Regions from separate parts of the Homo sapiens genome. Here region 2 is linked to region 1. The links are chromatin loops, found by intact Hi-C in ENCODE. Cell type or tissue: psoas muscle. All regions are shown on one strand. Each heading gives the region's core, and the rest is flanking DNA. Links, peaks and the distances in the headings are about the cores only.

The links. Hi-C counts contacts between places; a loop is a spot of excess contacts. Peaks named below come from ENCODE experiments on the same cell type or tissue, not always from the same donor. Only the 100,000 strongest peaks of a DNase experiment are listed, where the experiment ranks them.
Region 2: a loop joins it to region 1, with 5 times the contacts of the local background. A loop is called at or near these places in 23 of 110 quality-filtered maps.

The regions. Positions count from the first base shown.
Region 1 is chr19:41,252,332-41,261,955 of GRCh38, forward strand. It overlaps AXL (AXL receptor tyrosine kinase), which reads left to right. Exons shown (of 20, transcript NM_021913.5): 15 at 20-112; 16 at 515-636; 17 at 1,268-1,377; 18 at 4,121-4,280; 19 at 5,162-5,298; 20 at 7,222-9,435. The coding sequence ends at 7,573. Among named protein-coding and RNA genes, the nearest start is that of HNRNPUL1, 7.2 kb to the right of the region's middle. In psoas muscle, for the core only: no CTCF peak of the experiment used is centred there; no DNase peak of the experiment used is centred there; H3K27me3 peaks cover 219 bases.
Region 2 is chr19:41,131,885-41,141,508 of GRCh38, forward strand. It overlaps LOC124904790, which reads right to left. Exons shown (of 3, transcript XM_047439802.1): 3 at 3,750-5,540. The coding sequence ends at 4,852. It also overlaps the pseudogene CYP2T3P. Among named protein-coding and RNA genes, the nearest start is that of CYP2F1, 22 kb to the left of the region's middle. In psoas muscle, for the core only: no CTCF peak of the experiment used is centred there; DNase peaks (open chromatin) are centred at 3,677 and 4,067; H3K4me3 peaks cover 1,002 bases; H3K27ac peaks cover 333 bases; H3K27me3 peaks cover 1,438 bases.

The DNA.
Region 1 (9,624 bases), core at 809-8,808:
CCTTTCTCTCTCCCTCAAGTTGCCATCTGCACGAGGTCAGAGCTGGAGGATTTCCTGAGTGAAGCGGTCTGCATGAAGGAATTTGACCATCCCAACGTCATGAGGCTCATCGGTGAGAGAGGGGCAGATTCAAGGGGTCTACAAGCCCCATGGGGGCCATAGCAGAGGGAAGAGCCCTGCTTCTGGCCCTGGGAAGATCAAACTTCCAGGCTTCCTGCTCCCCGCTCCTTCAGGGTCAGCAGGCTTCCCCCTCCTAGTCTCCCTCAGCTTGGAATGTGACCTCTGATCATTCCCAGAAATAGCTGAGGTCCCCAGGAGGGCTCCGGAAACGTCCCTGGGAACTCTGCTGGAAACAGCTTCTCTGCAGCTTGGTCCTTGCCACTGCCACTACCCCCAAACAATATGGTGGCCAGATTGGATGGGTAGTGAGAAGGAGAGGCTGGAGGCTGGCTGGTGGGGGGCTTGGCTTCCCCTTCTGCCCAGCAGGAGTGACAGGGCTACCTGGGGGGCTCAGGTGTCTGTTTCCAGGGTTCTGAACGAGAGAGCTTCCCAGCACCTGTGGTCATCTTACCTTTCATGAAACATGGAGACCTACACAGCTTCCTCCTCTATTCCCGGCTCGGGGACCAGCCAGTGGTAAGGGGCGTTTAATCATTCAGTCTACAAATATTAACTGAGCATCTATCAGGTACCCAGTGCTGCTCAGACCCTGGGAAGACCACGGTGACCAGGAGCTTGCTCTCCTGGAGCATTTCTTCCAGCAGGGGAGGGGCGGATGATAAACAAGCTAATAAATACCTAAGCGAGATGATTTAAATGTTTAAGTGCTAGGAAGGAAATACAGTAGGATGGAAGATAAGGAGGCCAGGCAGTGAATTTGGGTGGACGTGGAAGATCTTGCCGAGGAGGTGACCGTGAAGGAGTTGGGGCTGGGGAGATGTCTGGAGATCTGGGCAGGAAGCGACCCCAACAGAGCGCACAGCATAGGCAAAGGCTCGGAGGTGGGAATGATCATCGTTTGTCTGAAGACCAGACAGGAGTCTGGTGGGAGTGTCAGTCAAGGGCAAGAACATAGGCAATCAAGTCCAAGAGGAAGGCTGGAGCAAGTTTATAGGACCTTGCAGGCCATGGAGAGGGGTTGGGTTGAATTGTCAGGGCCATGGGAAACCACTGCGGGCAGAGCTAGGCTTGCACAGAGGGATGGAGGGAGGAGGGATCGCATCAAGGACTCTGTTGACCTCTCCTCCCACCTGCCTTGGCTCCCCAGTACCTGCCCACTCAGATGCTAGTGAAGTTCATGGCAGACATCGCCAGTGGCATGGAGTATCTGAGTACCAAGAGATTCATACACCGGGACCTGGCGGCCAGGAACTGCATGTGAGTGCCTTTCAGGGACCCCCCCCCCCCAACTGCTCCTGCACTCCCTGAGGGAGTTCCCTCCCTCCTTCTTAGGATGGAAGCAGGGCTAGACACCCGCTGAGGGCAGGTCAGAACTCAGGACCAGGAAAGTCAGTAAGGGGGTCTGGGAAGGCTTCCTGGAGGAGGTGAGTCCTGAACTGAGATCTGGAAGGAGCATTTGGATGCGGAGAGGGAAGAGACCAGAAGGTGGGCTCAGTGCACAGCATGAGGTGAGCAAAGGGGCTGAGGTGACCGATGGGGGTGGGGACACGTGAGCTGCATCTCTGTCCCACTCCATGCTGGGTGTCTTGCCTGGGGCTGCCCTTTGGAAGCGGCCACACTGGATAAGAAAATCAAACTCCCCACCAATGGACAAGCAGAAAATATGCCAGATGGGGTGCAGTGGCTCACGCCTGTAATCCCAGCACTTTGGGAGTCCGAGGCGGGTGGATCACTTGAGGCCAGGAGTTCGAGACCAGCCTTGGTGAAACCCCCTGTCTACTAAAAGTACAAAATTCAGCCTGGTGCGGTGGTGTGCGCCTGTAATCCCAACACGAGAATTGCTTGAACCCAGGAGGCGGAGGTTGCAATGAGCCGAGATCGCATCACTGCACTCCAGCCTGGGCGACAGAGCAAGACTCTGTCTCAAAAAAAAAAAAAAAAAGAAAGAAAGAAAGAAAGAAAGAAAAAAGAAAATAGTAACCTGTAGTCCCAGCCATTCCCAAGGCTTAGGTGAGAGGATTGCTTGAGCCTCGAGACCAGCCTGGGTAACAACAACGAGACACCATCTCAAAAAAAAAGAAAAAAAGAAAAGAAAGAACAAAAAATCCCCCAAAAGCCAGAATAGAGGGTAAGGGGAGGGTAGAAGGTGGAGGGAATGGAACCACAGAGTTAGAATATTAGTCTTGGCCAGGCGCAGTGGCTCACATCTATAATCCCAGCCCTTTGGGAGGCTGAGGCAGGAGGATCACTTGTACCCAGGAGTTCAAGACCAGCCTGGGCAACATAGTGAATCCTGTCTTTACAAAAAATAAATTAGCTGGGCATGGTGGTGTATACCTGTGGTTCCAGCTACTTGGGAGGCTGAGGTGGAAGGATTGCTAGAGCCCAGGAGGTTGAGGCTGAAGTCAGCCATGATGGTATCACTTCACTACTGCCTGGGCAACAGGGCAAGATCCCATCTAAAAAAAAATTGATGTATATTTTACATACACTAAAATATACACATGCAGCTCAGCTCGATGAATTTTTATGGGTATAGACCCATGTAACCACTAGATGAAGGTAAAGAATATTTCTTAGCCCCAGCAGGCTCCTTCATGCCTCTTCGTCTTCCCAATCACTACCGCCAAGTGGTACCCACTATCCTGACTTCTCAGTGCTAGTTTAGCCTGTTCTGAAAAGTCATACAAATGGGATCATGCAGTTTGTACTGCTTTGTGTCTGGCTTCTATGGCTCAGCATGATGTTTTTGAGATGGATCTGTGTAGGGGTAGTTTGCTCTTTTTCTTTGCTGTGTGGTATGGTATTCCATCATATGAATGTCCTGTGGATTTTCTTTTCTTTTTTTCTCTTTCTTTCTTTTTCTTTCTTTTCTTTCTTTTTCTCTCTGTCCTTTCTTCTTTCTTTTCTTTCTCTTTCTCTCTCTTTATCTCCTTCCTTCCTTCCTTCCCTCCCTCCCTCTCTCTTTCCCTTTCTTTCCCTTTTTTTCTTTCTTTTCTTTTTTGTTTTGACAGAGTCTTACTCTGTCCTTTAGGGTGGGGTGCAGTGGCATGATCATAGCTCACTGTAGCCTCCAACTCCTGGCTCAAGCTATCCTTCTGCCTCAGCCTCCTAAGTAGCTGGAACTACAGACATGTGCCACCATGTCCAGCTAATTTTTAAATTTTTTTGTAGAGACAGGGTCTTGCTTTGTTTTCCAGGCTGGTCTTGAACTCCTAGCCTCAAGTGATCCTCCCACCTTGGCCTCCCAAGGTGCTGAAATTACAGGCTTGAGCCACTGTGCCTGTTTTTTTTTTTGTTTGTTTTTGAGACGGAGTCTCACTCACTCTGTTGCCCAGGCTGGAGTGCAGTGGCGTGATCTCAGCTCACTGCAACCTCCGCCTACTGGGTTCAACTGATTCTCTTGCTTCAGCCTCCCAGGTAGCTGGGATTTCAGATGTGCACCAACACACCTGGCTAATTTTTGTACTTTTAGTAGAGACAGAGTTTCACCACATTGGCCAGGCTGGTCTCAAACTCCTGACCTCAAGTGATCCACCTGCCTTGGCCTCCCAGAGTGCTGGGATTACAGGCGCCAGCCACCATGCCCAGCCATGTTCTGTTTCTTAATCTGGGTGCTGGTTACATGGGTGTGTGTGTGTGTGTGTGTGAAAATTCAGTGAGCTGCTTACTTATGACTTGTGCACATTTCCATATGTACAGTATACTTCAAGAAAAAAAAATTTCATCAAGGAATCAAACCCAAGGAAGGACCTTAGAATCTAGCAAAGAGCCAAAATTGGGAAGTCCTGAGGAAGCCCTTTGTCCCATCCTCACTTGACAGAGTGAACAAGAAGTAAAGCAGTTCCCTTCTGGACTGGGATGAAGGTTTAGGAGACAGATCCCCACCCGCAGCCAGGACAGTGAGGGGAGGAGGTGCAGATGTGTCTGAGAGCCAGGGCAGGCTTCCTGGTGGAGGTGACTGATGCCCTGACCCTGTTCCTTTCCCCAATCCAAACAGGCTGAATGAGAACATGTCCGTGTGTGTGGCGGACTTCGGGCTCTCCAAGAAGATCTACAATGGGGACTACTACCGCCAGGGACGTATCGCCAAGATGCCAGTCAAGTGGATTGCCATTGAGAGTCTAGCTGACCGTGTCTACACCAGCAAGAGCGATGTGGTAGGTGCACTCCCGCCAAGAGTGGGGAACCATGGGAGGGCATGGCCTGACCATCACACACTATGCCTGGGTGGCTGTGGATGCAAGGGTCACAGGGACATGTGGGCTTCCCTTTGCAGGGGCTTGTCCACATGGGCTGGGCATGTCTTGGGGTATGGTGGGCATCTCTGAATAGTGGTGTGTACATGCCCAGGATAAATACAGGCCCACGTGTGCATGGTAGCAATGTAGACAGTTTAGGTTAGAAGAAGCTGCAGTGATTATGCGTGCATGTGCGCACACTCATAGAATGTGGACAGCCAGGGTGTGCAGAGTGGCACATGAGCTCATGTGTCCATGAAGTGTGTATATGTGTGTGATGGTGAGCATGTGTATGCATCCACAAAAGTTACTTATTCATGTGTATACCCGTGTCAAGTATTTTTTATATATATATATTTTTCTTTTTTTGAGATGGAGTCTCGCACTGTCACCCAGGCTGCAGTGCAATGGCATGATCTCAGCTCACTGCAGACTCTGCCTCCCGGGTTCAAGCAATTCTCCTGCCTCAGTCTCCCGAGTAGCTGGGATTACAGGCGCCCACCACCATGCCTAGCTAATTTTTGTATTTTTAGTAGAGACGGGGTTTCACTATATTGGCCAGGCTGGTCTCAAACTCCTGACCTCAGGCAGTCCGCCCACCTCAGCCTCCCAAAGTGCTGGGATTACAGGCATCAGCCACCGCACCCGGCTAAAGTATTATGTTTCTATGAATACTTGTGATGCTCCCAGAGGATGGTTGTGAACATGTGTACATAAGTGTGGGTGTACCCATGAACCTGGGTATTGGTGCGGGTGATTCTGTGCAGGAGAGACTGTCTAATTCCCTCTGCCCCTCACAGTGGTCCTTCGGGGTGACAATGTGGGAGATTGCCACAAGAGGCCAAACCCCATATCCGGGCGTGGAGAACAGCGAGATTTATGACTATCTGCGCCAGGGAAATCGCCTGAAGCAGCCTGCGGACTGTCTGGATGGACTGTGAGGACCCTTAGGTCTCCCCCAACCCAGAATTCATTCCAAACCCCTGACTACCCCCAGATGGCCCTCACAGGTCCAGGACTCTCTATAACCCAGACAGAATCCCTGAGAATGCTGAGTGACCCACTTGCCCCTCACCAATGCTCTGAGTAGGGCCATCACTAACCAGTGGGGTGCAAATCAGCTAAAGGCACCCTTTCCTCCTTTGTCTGTGTGGGCTGAATCAGCCCCCTGGCTCCCCACCCCCAAGCCAGGTATCCTTGGGTAGTGAATAACAGCACAGTCTTACCTGGCGGCCCTGCCTTTGGGACATGCACTCCCAGAGACTTCTCATTCCAGACTCCTGAGCACACCATGCTTCCCCGACATGCTCCTCAACACCTGAGACTCTCTGCAAAACCCTTCAGTTTGTTTTATTGGCCTTCTCCAGACTCAGGTCTCCTCTGAGATATTTGCAGGATCCTTCAGGGAATGCTTACCAAACTTTGCAATATTGGAGTATGCGGAGAAGGCCGTGACATTTAGCTAGCACTTTGAGGGTAAAGAGAGGATGACTTTGGGTCAGGAGGAGACAGCCTGGGGCGTCAGACTCCTCAGTCCACCTTGGGTACTCCAAGAGCTGAGACGAGTAAAAATAACAGCTAACATTTTCATATAACTGACTAGAAGGCACTGTTTTAGGTGCCTGGCATGTGTCAAATCATTTGGTCCTTACCACAGCCATGTGATGTAGATAGGTATCATTATGATTCCCATTCTGCAGATAAGAAAACCCAGTCCTACAGGGAGGGTAATTTATTTTTATTTATTGACTTGAGTCTCGCTCTGTCGCCCAGGCTGGAGCACAATGGCTCCATCTCGGCTCACTGCAACCTCCCAGGTTCTAGCGATTCTCTTGCCTCAGCCTCCCAAGTAGCTGGGACTACAGGCGTGTGCCACCATGCCCAGCTAATTTTTTTTGTATTTTTAGTAGAGATGGGGTTTCACCACCTTAGCCAGGATGGTCTTGATATCGTGACCTCATGATCCACCCGTCCCAGCCTCCCAAAGTGCTGGGATTATAGGCATGAGCCTCCACGCCCAGTCTGGGAGGGTGATTTATTTGCCAAAGATTGCACAGCTGGTGTGTTTGTTATCTATATCCCCAAATCAAGTAGTTTAAAACAACAAACGTTTATTATCTCACACAATTTCTGAAAGTTGGATACTGGGAACAGCTTAGCAGGGTGATTTTGGTTCAGGATCTCTAATGAAGTTACAAAGATATCACTGGGGGCTGCAGTCATCTGAAGGTTGGGACTGGAGGATTGCTTTCAAGGTGGCTTACTCACATGGCTGTAGCAGGAGGCTTCAGTTCGTTGCCATGTGGACCCCTTTGTGGCACTGCTTGAGCTTACTCACAACATGGCAACCCAGGAGAAAGTGCGAGGAAGCCACATGCCTTTTATGACCTAGTCTCAGAAGTCACACACACCATCACTTCTGCCAAATCAGAAGCAAGTCACTAAGTCCTGCCCATGCTCAAGAGGAGAGGATTTATTCTCCGTCTTTTGCAGGGAGGAGGGTCAAAGAATTTATGGACCTATTTTAAACCAGCACAGCTTGTAAGTGGCATAGCCAGGCTTTGATGCAAGTCTGTTCTGGGGAGCTGGAAGGTCTGTTCTAGCAAACCCTCATCAGAATACTACTCCATATACAGACAGGTTTCCCGAGACCCTTCCCAGCTCCTGAGTCTCCCAGGACCCAACTCAGAAATTCTTGGGAATTCCCAAATCCCCATAGATGGCCTCAAACTGCTGAGGCTCCCTATAACCCTCTAAAATGCCCCCAGTCCCCTGAGTGTCCTAAAATGTCCCCAGGCTTCCAGAATGCACCCCTTCTGAGTCCCTGCTCAATCTCCCACCCCTCATTTTGCTGCCCTAGGTATGCCTTGATGTCGCGGTGCTGGGAGCTAAATCCCCAGGACCGGCCAAGTTTTACAGAGCTGCGGGAAGATTTGGAGAACACACTGAAGGCCTTGCCTCCTGCCCAGGAGCCTGACGAAATCCTCTATGTCAACATGGATGAGGGTGGAGGTTATCCTGAACCCCCTGGAGCTGCAGGAGGAGCTGACCCCCCAACCCAGCCAGACCCTAAGGATTCCTGTAGCTGCCTCACTGCGGCTGAGGTCCATCCTGCTGGACGCTATGTCCTCTGCCCTTCCACAACCCCTAGCCCCGCTCAGCCTGCTGATAGGGGCTCCCCAGCAGCCCCAGGGCAGGAGGATGGTGCCTGAGACAACCCTCCACCTGGTACTCCCTCTCAGGATCCAAGCTAAGCACTGCCACTGGGGAAAACTCCACCTTCCCACTTTCCCACCCCACGCCTTATCCCCACTTGCAGCCCTGTCTTCCTACCTATCCCACCTCCATCCCAGACAGGTCCCTCCCCTTCTCTGTGCAGTAGCATCACCTTGAAAGCAGTAGCATCACCATCTGTAAAAGGAAGGGGTTGGATTGCAATATCTGAAGCCCTCCCAGGTGTTAACATTCCAAGACTCTAGAGTCCAAGGTTTAAAGAGTCTAGATTCAAAGGTTCTAGGTTTCAAAGATGCTGTGAGTCTTTGGTTCTAAGGACCTGAAATTCCAAAGTCTCTAATTCTATTAAAGTGCTAAGGTTCTAAGGCCTACTTTTTTTTTTTTTTTTTTTTTTTTTTTTTTTGCGATAGAGTCTCACTGTGTCACCCAGGCTGGAGTGCAGTGGTGCAATCTCGCCTCACTGCAACCTTCACCTACCGAGTTCAAGTGATTTTCCTGCCTTGGCCTCCCAAGTAGCTGGGATTACAGGTGTGTGCCACCACACCCGGCTAATTTTTATATTTTTAGTAGAGACAGGGTTTCACCATGTTGGCCAGGCTGGTCTAAAACTCCTGACCTCAAGTGATCTGCCCACCTCAGCCTCCCAAAGTGCTGAGATTACAGGCATGAGCCACTGCACTCAACCTTAAGACCTACTGTTCTAAAGCTCTGACATTATGTGGTTTTAGATTTTCTGGTTCTAACATTTTTGATAAAGCCTCAAGGTTTTAGGTTCTAAAGTTCTAAGATTCTGATTTTAGGAGCTAAGGCTCTATGAGTCTAGATGTTTATTCTTCTAGAGTTCAGAGTCCTTAAAATGTAAGATTATAGATTCTAAAGATTCTATAGTTCTAGACATGGAGGTTCTAAGGCCTAGGATTCTAAAATGTGATGTTCTAAGGCTCTGAGAGTCTAGATTCTCTGGCTGTAAGGCTCTAGATCATAAGGCTTCAAAATGTTATCTTCTCAAGTTCTAAGATTCTAATGATGATCAATTATAGTTTCTGAGGCTTTATGATAATAGATTCTCTTGTATAAGATCCTAGATCCTAAGGGTCGAAAGCTCTAGAATCTGCAATTCAAAAGTTCCAAGAGTCTAAAGATGGAGTTTCTAAGGTCCGGTGTTCTAAGATGTGATATTCTAAGACTTACTCTAAGATCTTAGATTCTCTGTGTCTAAGATTCTAGATCAGATGCTCCAAGATTCTAGATGATTAAATAAGATTCTAACGGTCTGTTCTGTTTCAAGGCACTCTAGATTCCATTGGTCCAAGATTCCGGATCCTAAGCATCTAAGTTATAAGACTCTCACACTCAGTTGTGACTAACTAGACACCAAAGTTCTAATAATTTCTAATGTTGGACACCTTTAGGTTCTTTGCTGCATTCTGCCTCTCTAGGACCATGGTTAAGAGTCCAAGAATCCACATTTCTAAAATCTTATAGTTCTAGGCACTGTAGTTCTAAGACTCAAATGTTCTAAGTTTCTAAGATTCTAAAGGTCCACAGGTCTAGACTATTAGGTGCAATTTCAAGGTTCTAACCCTATACTGTAGTATTCTTTGGGGTGCCCCTCTCCTTCTTAGCTATCATTGCTTCCTCCTCCCCAACTGTGGGGGTGTGCCCCCTTCAAGCCTGTGCAATGCATTAGGGATGCCTCCTTTCCCGCAGGGGATGGACGATCTCCCACCTTTCGGGCCATGTTGCCCCCGTGAGCCAATCCCTCACCTTCTGAGTACAGAGTGTGGACTCTGGTGCCTCCAGAGGGGCTCAGGTCACATAAAACTTTGTATATCAACGAGCTTCTGTCTCCTCTTGTCTCCTTTTAGCTGTGATGTGGCCCCATTCCCTGGCAATTCAGTTCCCCCATCAGAAAAAAGAAGGGCTTGGTAGGGTCTTGGAATTCTGTCCTCACTAGAGAGGGTAGAAATGAACACACAGATAGACAAAAAGACATACAAGCAAAGAGATGCAGGTTCTCAGAAACCCC
Region 2 (9,624 bases), core at 614-8,613, 120 kb before region 1:
CCTGGGCAACATAACGAGACCTGGTCTCTATAAATATTTTAAAAATTAGCTAGGCATGGTGGCACGCACCTCTAGTCCCAGCTACTTGGGAGGCTCAGGTGGGAGGATCACTTGAGCCCAGGCAGTCATGGCTGCAGTGAGCTGTGATGGTGCCACTGCACTCCAGCCTGGGCAACAGAACAAGACAGATGGAAGGGAAGGGAAGAGAAGAGAGAAGAAGAAAGGGAAAAGAGGGGAGGGGAGGGAAGAAAGAGGCTGGGCACGGTGGCTCACGACTGTGATCCTAGCACTTTAGGAGGCTGAGGCAGGAGGATTGCTTGAGACCAAGAGTTGAAGACCAACCTGGCCAACTTAACAAGACCCCATCTCTATAAAAAAACAAAGAGAGGTAGGGAGGAAGAAAAATTGGGCATTCATTCAACAAACATTTACTAAGTGCCTACTGCTGTGCTGAGCGCTATTTTAAGTGCTGGGATACAGAAGCAAACAAGACAAAATCCTTGCTCTGGAAGAGCTGACATTCCAGAGGACAGCCCACCCGAGCAAAATGGAGGAAGAGTCAGGAGCTGGGGAGAAACCAGAGGCCATAATAAAGAGGATCCATTAAAGCCTGTCACAGAGGGTGGGGTAGGGCTGGGGGAGGATGCAGCTTACTGTGCCCCACCACACTCCCGCTGTCAGTGGAGTCAGCAGCTCTGAGCAGGGGCCCTGCCAGACAACCCATGTCAGTCACCAGGTTCCAGAAAGGCTGACAGGTAGGAAGACCCAGGACAGGGCAGGACAGAATATGGAGGTACAAGGGGGTCAACATGCAGAAAGGCACCCTGAAGAAATAAGGAGAGGCACAGAAGTGCCAGGCTGAGACAAAGGGAAGCACAGACTGGGGGAGATACAGGGAGAGGAAGACACAGACATACTGAAAAGAGAGACAGAAAACAGACACAAACAGAGGCAGAGACTGAGAGAAAGGAGAGAGAGATGGGAAAAGATGGAAAGAGGAGAGAGAGAGAGATGAACACAGAAACATAGAGACTGAGCGTGAGGGAGGCTGGGCACGCTGGTTCATGCCTATACTCCCAGCACTTTGGGAGACCAAGGCAGAAAGATTGCTTGAGCCCAGGAGTTGGAGACCAGCCTGGGAAACACAGTGAGACCCTGTCTCTTCAAAAAATACAAAAATTGGCAGGATGTGGTGGTGTGTACCTGTGGTCCCAGCTACTCGGGAGGCTGAGGTGGGAGGATTGTTTGATCCCAGGTTGAGGCTGCAGTGAGCCATGATCATACCACTGCACTCCAGCCTGGGGGACAGAAGCCAGACTCTGTCTCAAAAAAAGAAAGAAAAGAAAAGAAGGAAGGAAAAGAAAGAAAAGAGAGAGAGAGCAAGTGAGACTGAGAGATGAAACAAAGAGACACAGAGAGACCCTCCCAGAGACAATGCCAGTCCTAGGCTCTGCACAGTCCCCCCCCCCCCGCCCACTGGCTCGCCAGGTCTGGGCCCTGTGCCAGGCACTTGGAGGAAGGCTGGATTTGGCCAAGCAGGGGCAGGCAGGAGGGTGGACCACATTCCTGAACAGTCTGTTCCAAATACAGCCCCAACCTCACTCACTGCTGCCACCACCGCAACCCTGGCCCATCCAGGCCTGAGTCTGCCCCCTCTAGCCCATGCCCTAGGATTGGGGGTAGTGGGGGATAGATGAGAGAATAAGGGATAAGTTTGTCTGCCATCATGGCCTGGCCTCAGACAAGGACTTGGGGGACTGGATACCAGGGGGTTCAGCAGCATGGGCACAGAACATTTGGGGGCATCTGGGAGCCAATGCCTTGGGAATAGAGATGGTAGATTCAGGGCAGGACATAATATGGAAGTACAAGGGGGTCAACATGCAGAAAGACACCCTGAAGAAATAGAGGCACAGAAGTGCCAGGCTGATGGACACCCAGAAGCCAGGGAAATTGAAGGCAGATCTGGGGAACAAGCGTAGCACACAGGGTCCCAAGAGCAATGGAAGTGACAAGGGCTCAGGTGTGAGCTCCTAGGAATCACAGGCACAGAGCACAGGAGTGCCAGGGGTGTCTTTAGAAGTGTATTTGAGCCAGGAGCAGTGGCTCACACCTGTAATCCCAGCACTTTGGGAGGCCGAGGCAGGCGGATCACCTGAAGTCATGAGTTCAAAATCTGCCTGGCCAACATGGTGAAACTCCGTCTCTACTAAAAATACAAAAATTAGCAGGGCCTGGTGGTGCACGCCTGTAATCGCAGCCACTTGGGAGGCTGAGGCAGGAGAATCTTGAACCTGGTAGGCGGAGGTTGCAGTGAGCCGAGATCGCACCACTGCACTCCAGCCTGGGCGACAAGAGCGAAACTCTGAAAAAAAAAAGAAGGAGAAGAAGGAGAAGAAGAAGGAAGAAGAAGAAGAAGAAGTGTATTTGAGAGTCGGTGTGTATTTAGGAATCAGAGGTACAGGGTACAGCGTTCAGGGGGCCCAGAGATGGCCCGGAGATTGAGGAATACACACCTACAGGCCAAATAAATTGGACTCAAAGGTGCTAGGGGCTCAGGAGGGTGCACCTGTTGGCCAGGTGTGTTGACATGAAAATGCTGGTGTACGAAAGATGTTAAGTGGGGCAGGCTGAGGCAGGCACAAAAAAAAAAGCCAGGAGGAGCCAGGGCACAGTTCCACCAGGGCTGGGGGTGGGCTGGAGACGTCGGGCTGGGGAATCCATGGAATGAGCAGCCCTGAGATGCCCACTCCTCCCACATCGGGTCTCTGCCCCTGCTCCACCCAAGACCCCTTGGAAATCAAATAGAGGTGCAGGCGTGGAGAATTGCAGGCATGATGATCGCGGGTATCGCTGCGCTGCTGTTGTGGCTTCTGGTGCTGGTGCCGGCGTGGTGGGGGTAGGGTGGGTGCCGCGCTCAGATGCGGGGGTCCCTACCTCCCCGGCCCAGGCTGCTCCCATTGCTGGGGAACTTGCAGCTGCAGTCCGGAGGCCTGGACCGCGCGCTCCATTCCCGACAGGAATGGGGGAACGGAATTCTGGATTCGTGGAGGTGGGGCTGGGGACTAGAACTCCTCCTGAACGAAGACAGCTGAGGGCTTGTACTCTATGATCTTGAGGAAGGACAGGAAGGATGAGTGCTCCGGACTGCTGAGTACTAGGAAAGGAGAATAGGGAGTGGAGAGCCTGGGGCCGGGACACTGGGTCGTAAGGAAGGAGCCCAGAGCAGGAAATCAGGTTGTGGGAAGAGGGGAGCAGGGGGTCTGTTCTCCTGGTTCAGGGTGGGGAGGTACTGAGGGCCCAGGAGACACTCTGAGGGTACAGGAGGTTGGGAATCTGGACTTCTAGGTCCCAAGGGAAGAAGGAAGTGGGGGCCTGGACTCCCGCATCTCAGGGAGGAAGGAGCTGGGGATCTGAATTCCTGGACCTGAGGAATGAGGGTCTGAGACGAGGACTCCTGGGTCTGAAGGAAGAGGGAGCTGGGGGCAATGGCTCCGATGAGGAACCCTATGGGCACCCGCTGAGCACCGGCTACCCGTAGCTCTCCGGCCGCTGGGGCCGGGTGTTCACAGTGCGGCTGGGCCCGCGCCCTGCGGTGGTGCTGTGCGGCTACGCAGCGCTGCGGGACGCGTTAGTGCTACAGGCGGATGCGGTCTCCGGCCGCGGGTCCATGGCAGTCTTCGAACGCTTCACACGCGGAAACAGTGAGGCCCCGGCGCTGGACTTGCCGGTCCGGACGCTCCAGGCTGGGCGGGTAAATGGTAGAGGCGGGCAAATGGGGGCGGGGCCTAATAGAGACTCCAGCTAATGAGGTGCAAACGGCCGAGAGAGGGCGGGGCGGCGCTAAAGCGTAAGGTTAGAATGGAGGTTCATCCTGCAGCCAACAGGAGAAAAGAGCCTAAGATTCAAAGTCCCAGAGCCAGCCTAGGTCAGGGATGGAGCCCAGCAAAGGCGGGGCCAATGTGTGGATAGGGCACTTGGAGGTCTGGTAAGGCAGCAAAACGAACGAAGCCGGCCGCAGGAGTCGGAGGCCCCGAAAGGGATGTAGCCAGTGACCCGGCGCTTCCTGGATGGGGCGTGGCCGGTTCCCGGGCCCGCCTCCTTTCCCGTCCCCACCACAGGAATCTTGTTTTCTAACCGGCCGTGCTGGTGGACACTGCGCAATTTTGCACTTGGAGCGCCGAAGAAGTTCGGGTTGGATACGCGGACCATCGAGGCGCGTGTCCTGGATGAGGCGGCTTGTCTGCTAGACGAATTTCAAGCCACCATTGCTTCGGCCTGGCCGGGAGAGCGGAAGGGCCTGGTGTGGGAGAGTCCCTTGCACTGCCAAGACGGGGCCACTGGAAGGTATTTGGGTGGAAGAAAGCCAGTAAGCCCATGGGGCTGGCTGGGGGCAGGACCACGCGTTATGACCACCGTCCTGTTCCTACCCCCAGGAGCCCCGTTTGACCCCGTGCGGCTACTGGGTAATGCTGTATCCAGTGTTACCTGTTCTTGTCTTCGGGAACCGCTATGGCTACGGGGACCCGGAGTTCCTGAGGTCCTGAACCTCCTAAGTGACAACTTCCGCATCATGAGTTCCAAATGGGGCGAGGTGAGAGGGCCGGCCACAATCTCTCCCTTGTGCGTCCAGCCTTATGCCAAATCCCGAGTACACAGACGTACCTACAATGGGACAGTTAGATTCTTGGAAGAGTTCTAGAACCTCCAATATCAAAGTCCCTGTAGGGAAACTAAGGCCTAGTGGGCATGTCCAGGGCCCTTGTTGAGACCCTGTCTCTCCAGATGTACATTTGCCTGTCTCTCATGGACTGGCTCCCGGGCCCGCACCACCAAATCTTCCAAAACTTTTCAGAGCTGCAGGTCTTCATCTCTGAGCAAATCCAACAACACTGGCACATGAGGCAGCCGGCGGAGCCCCGCGATTTCATCGATTGCTTGGCCAGATGGGTAAGGCATGGGTCCCAGCTCCCTAAACTCTATCCATGCCGCCCACCAACAGGTGCCTGGCGCGCGGCAGCCCATCTTCTCTGCCCACAGAAACAGCAAGACCCAGAGAGCCATTTCCAGGAGGAGACGTTGGTAATGACGATGCAACTTTTTTTTTTTTTTTTTTTTGGTGGCACAGAAACCACGAGCACCACCCTGTGCTCCATATGGGCTCCTCATTCTGCTTAAGTACCCAGAGGTGGCAGGTCTGCGAGCCAGAGAGACCCAGAATGGGAGGCTGCGGTTTGGAGATGGCTGGAGGGTCCCGGAAGTGCACAGCCTCCCTCTGCCCCAGCCAAGGGGCAGGAGCTGGACCCTGTGGTAGGGCAGAGGCCTGTCCCAAGCCCGGACGACCACGTGCAATGGCCCTACACCAACGCAGTGCTGCTGGAGATCCAGCGCTTCATCAGCGTGGTGCCGCGCACCCTCACCCTCGACACCCACCTGCACAGCCACTGTCTGGCCAAAGGTGCCCACTGAGTCTGGAGATCCTGTGTGGGGCCCCGATGCATGAGCGTATTCCGAGATCAGCCAGAATCGGCAGGTGTGCGCTGTGCAGACCCAAACACAATCAGTTACCCCTGGAGCAGGAAAGTAGACCTGCCTTCCCTTCAGCATTTTTTTTTTTTTTTGAGATGGCATGATCTCGGCTCACTGCAACCTCCACCTCCCCAATACAAGTAATTCTCCTGCCTCAGCCTCCCTAGTAGCTGGGATAACAGGCACCCACCACCACGCCTGTCTAATTTTTGTATTTTTAGTAGAGACGGGGTTTCACCATGTTGGCCAGGCTGGTCTCAAACTCCTGACCTCAAGTGATCCATCCTTCTCGGCCTCCCAGAGTGCTGGGATTACAGGCGTGAGCTACCCACCCAGCCTATTCCCTTGGGCTTTTAAAAAGCCATTTCGGCCAGGCTGGTCCTGAACTCCTGCCCTCATGTCGGCCAGGCTGGTCCTGATCTTCCCACCTCGGTCTCCCAAAGTGCTGGGATTACAGGTGTGAGCCACCGTCCATGGCCCATGATGTTGTTTTGAAGACTCAGTGAGGACATGTGTGTACTAGACTTGGCACACAAGAGTTGGTCAAATACATTTACTGCTCCCCACCCTTCTAATAAACCAAATGCAGCTGTGGGATAGTAGGGGGAGGCACTGGGATAGCTAAGCAGGGAGGGGATCCTGGGGCTCCAGGGATGGGCAGAGACTCAGATGCTCAGATCTGGTATGGAGCCCCATGACTGAACCCCACTGAGATTTTGGGTTCTTTAATACAACAGTGAACCTTTCAATGACCATGAAGGTGTCTCAGCCTCCTGAGTAGCTGGGATTACAGGCGCATGCCACCATGCCTAGCTAATTTTTGTATTTTTAGTAGAGACGGGGTTTCACCATGTTGGCCAGGCTGGTCTCGAACTCCTGACCTCAAGCAATCCACCCGCCTCGGCCTCCCAAAGTGCTGGGATTACAGGCATGAACCACCACACCTGGCCAAGACTCCAACTCTTAAACAAACAAAAAGACACTCATATTGGATTCAAGCCCAGCTAATGACCTCATCTTAGCTTGATCATCTGCAAAGACCCTTTCCCCAAATAATATCACATTCACAGGTCCTGGGGTTGAAGATTTCAATATCTTTTGGGAGCACAAAATTCAAAGTATAACAATGATGGAGATGTAGAGAAATGGACATGTTCCAAAGACATTTAGGAGGCAAAATCAATGACTCAGGGATGGGTTGCTTATGGCCAGTTGGGGAAAGAAATGTGTTGAGCATGAACCTGGAACAATGGAACAGATGGAAATTTTCTTAGTAGAGATGGGGTTTCACCATCTTGGCTAGGCTGGTCTCAAACTCCTGACCTCAAGTGATCAGCCTGCCTCAGCCTCCCAAAGTGCTGGGATTACAGGCATGAGCCAAACACTCCTGGCCTCAGATGGAAAATTTCCAAACACACACAGGGCTGGGGGCTGCTGTGGTCTTGCCAACTGCTCCAGGCATGCATGTTGGGGGCCACAGCATCCCTGTCCGTGGGGATGTCATCCAGAACAGTCCCTGCCCCTGGAAAGGTGGAAACTGCAAGAGGCACCCCCATTACAGACTGAATCCAGGAACCTTACAACGAATATTTGAAACTTAAAAATAGAGACTCTTAGCGCTGTGGGATCATAAACTTATAGAATAATAATGGTTAACATTTACAGAGCCCATCTAGATCTGAGCATTGCACTGTGCAATTTACATTTATGACCTTATTTAACCCTCCCATTGCCTTCCAAGTCAGAGATCCCCATTCTCTAAATAAGGAATAGCTCAGAGGGAGAATGGTCTCTGGGATCTCCAGGGTTAGAAAGTGACAGATTTGGGCCAAGCACAGTGCTCATGCCTGTAATCCCAGCACTTTGGGAAGCCGAGGCGGGCAGATCACTTGAGGCCAGGAGTTCAAGACCAGCCTGGCCAACATGGTGAAACCCCGTCTCTACTAAAAATACAAAAATTAGCCAGGCATGGTGGCGCACGCCTGTAGTCTCAGCTACTCAGGAGGCTGAGGTGGGAGAATCGCTGAAACCTGGGAGACAGAGGTGGCAGTGAGCCGAGATCATGCCACTGTACTCCAGCCTGGGTGACAGAGCAAGACTCTGTCTCAAAAAAAAAAAAAAAGTGACAGATTTGGATTCAACCCTAGGTCTGCCCATCTCCAAAACCCTTAAGCAATAGCTTTCCTTGCACTTTCAACAACAGTCACAGCAAGAATGCTCTCATTACAGGCCAGGCATGGTGGCTCACACCTGTAATCCCAGCACTTTGGGAGGCTGAGGCAGGCAGATCACTTGAGGTCAGGAGTTCGAGATCAGCCTGGCCAACATGGTAAGAACGGTCTTTACTAAAAATGCAAAAATTAGCCAGGTGTGGTGGCGTGTGCCTATAATCCCAGCTACTCGAGAAGCTAAGGGACGAGAATCACTTGAACCCAGGAGGTGGGGGTTGCAGTGAGCCGAGATTGTGCCACTGCACTCCAGCCTGGGCAACAGAGTGAGACTCCATCTCAAACAAAAAAAAAAGCTCTCATTACAGAGCCTGCTGTGAGCCGGAACTACCTAAATATTTGACAGGCATTGTACAGCTTGGCCCCCATTTCGCAGATGAAGAAACCGAGGCTCAGAGATGCTAAGCCATTTTCCCAAAGTCACCAGCAAGTAGAATGCCCAAGGTGTGGCTTGAATCCAAGACTGTTGTCTCTCTCCAAAGTCCACCTCAGAGCAGTGGAAGGGACCACCTCACCTACCCTGACACTTGAAGATGAAAGAAGTGTGGACCACAGAAGGAAAGACCTCATGCAAGATCCACAGCAAACCATGGCCAAGGGAACTGGGATGGCAATGGGGAAGAAGTAGAGCTCTTGCATCAGAGCCCTGTATCTGAGCCAAGGGTGGTGGCTCATGCCTGTAATCCCAGCACTTTGGAAGGCTGAGGCGGGCGGATCACGAGGTCAGGTATTTGAGACCAGCCTGGCCAACATGGTGAAACCCTGTCTCTACTAAAAATACAAAAATTAGCTGGGCATGATGGTGTGTGCCTGTAATCCCAGCTACTCAGGAGGCTGAGGCAGGAGAATCGCTTGAGTTTGGGAGGTGGAGGTTGCAGTGAGCCAAGATCAGGCCATCGCACTCCAGCCTGGGCAACAGAGCAAGAAAAAAAACAGCCCTGTATCTGTAGACATTTCTCTGTGTATCTCTCTCACACCCTTCTTGAGAAGGACATAAAATCTGTGGACAAAGCAGGTGTGGGCCCTTAATCTCCCAAGGAATTCTTCTGAACTTTCTTTGAGACAGAATCTCACTCTATCACCCAGGCTGGAGTGCAATGGAGCCATCTCGGCTCACTGCAACCTCCACCTTCTGGGTTCCAGTGGTTCTCCTGCCTCAGCCTCCTGAGTAGCTAGGATTACAGGCATGCGCGACACCTGGCTAATTTTTGTATTTTTAGTAGAGATGGGGTTTCGCCATGTTGGCCAGGCTGGTCTGGAACTCCTGACCTCACGTGATCTGCCTGCCTCGGCCTCCCAAAGTGCTGGGATTACAAGTGTGAGCCACCGTGCCCCACCCACAGGGTTGTTTTGAAGACTTAGTGAGGACATGTGTGTCCTAGACCTGGTACACAAGAGTTGGTCAAATACATTTACTGCTCCCCACCCTTCTAATAAACCAAATGCAGCACTGGGATGTCGGGGGGAGGCACAGGGATAGCTGAGCAAGGAGGGGATCCTGGGGCTCCAGAGGCAGGCGGGGGACTCAGATGCTCAGATCTGATATGGAGCCCCATGACTGTGAACCCCACTGAGGTTTTGGGTTCTTTAATACAATAGTTAACCCTTCCTTGACTATGACACCCAGGAGCCATCCTAGCCTAGCCCTTGGACTCCATCTGGTGCCAGAATGGCCCAGGGCTTGGATATCTCAAAATATCAGCTGACAACAGGTCAGTAAATATTCTGAGAAAATGAAAAATGGACAACCTGAACCCCAAGCCTTGCTTCCGCCTGAACGCTGACCCAGACTTCGGTCACATTCTGAGACCAGATTCCTGGTCACTCAGTGAGCACTGGACCTGGACCACCCATCCAAGCTACTGAC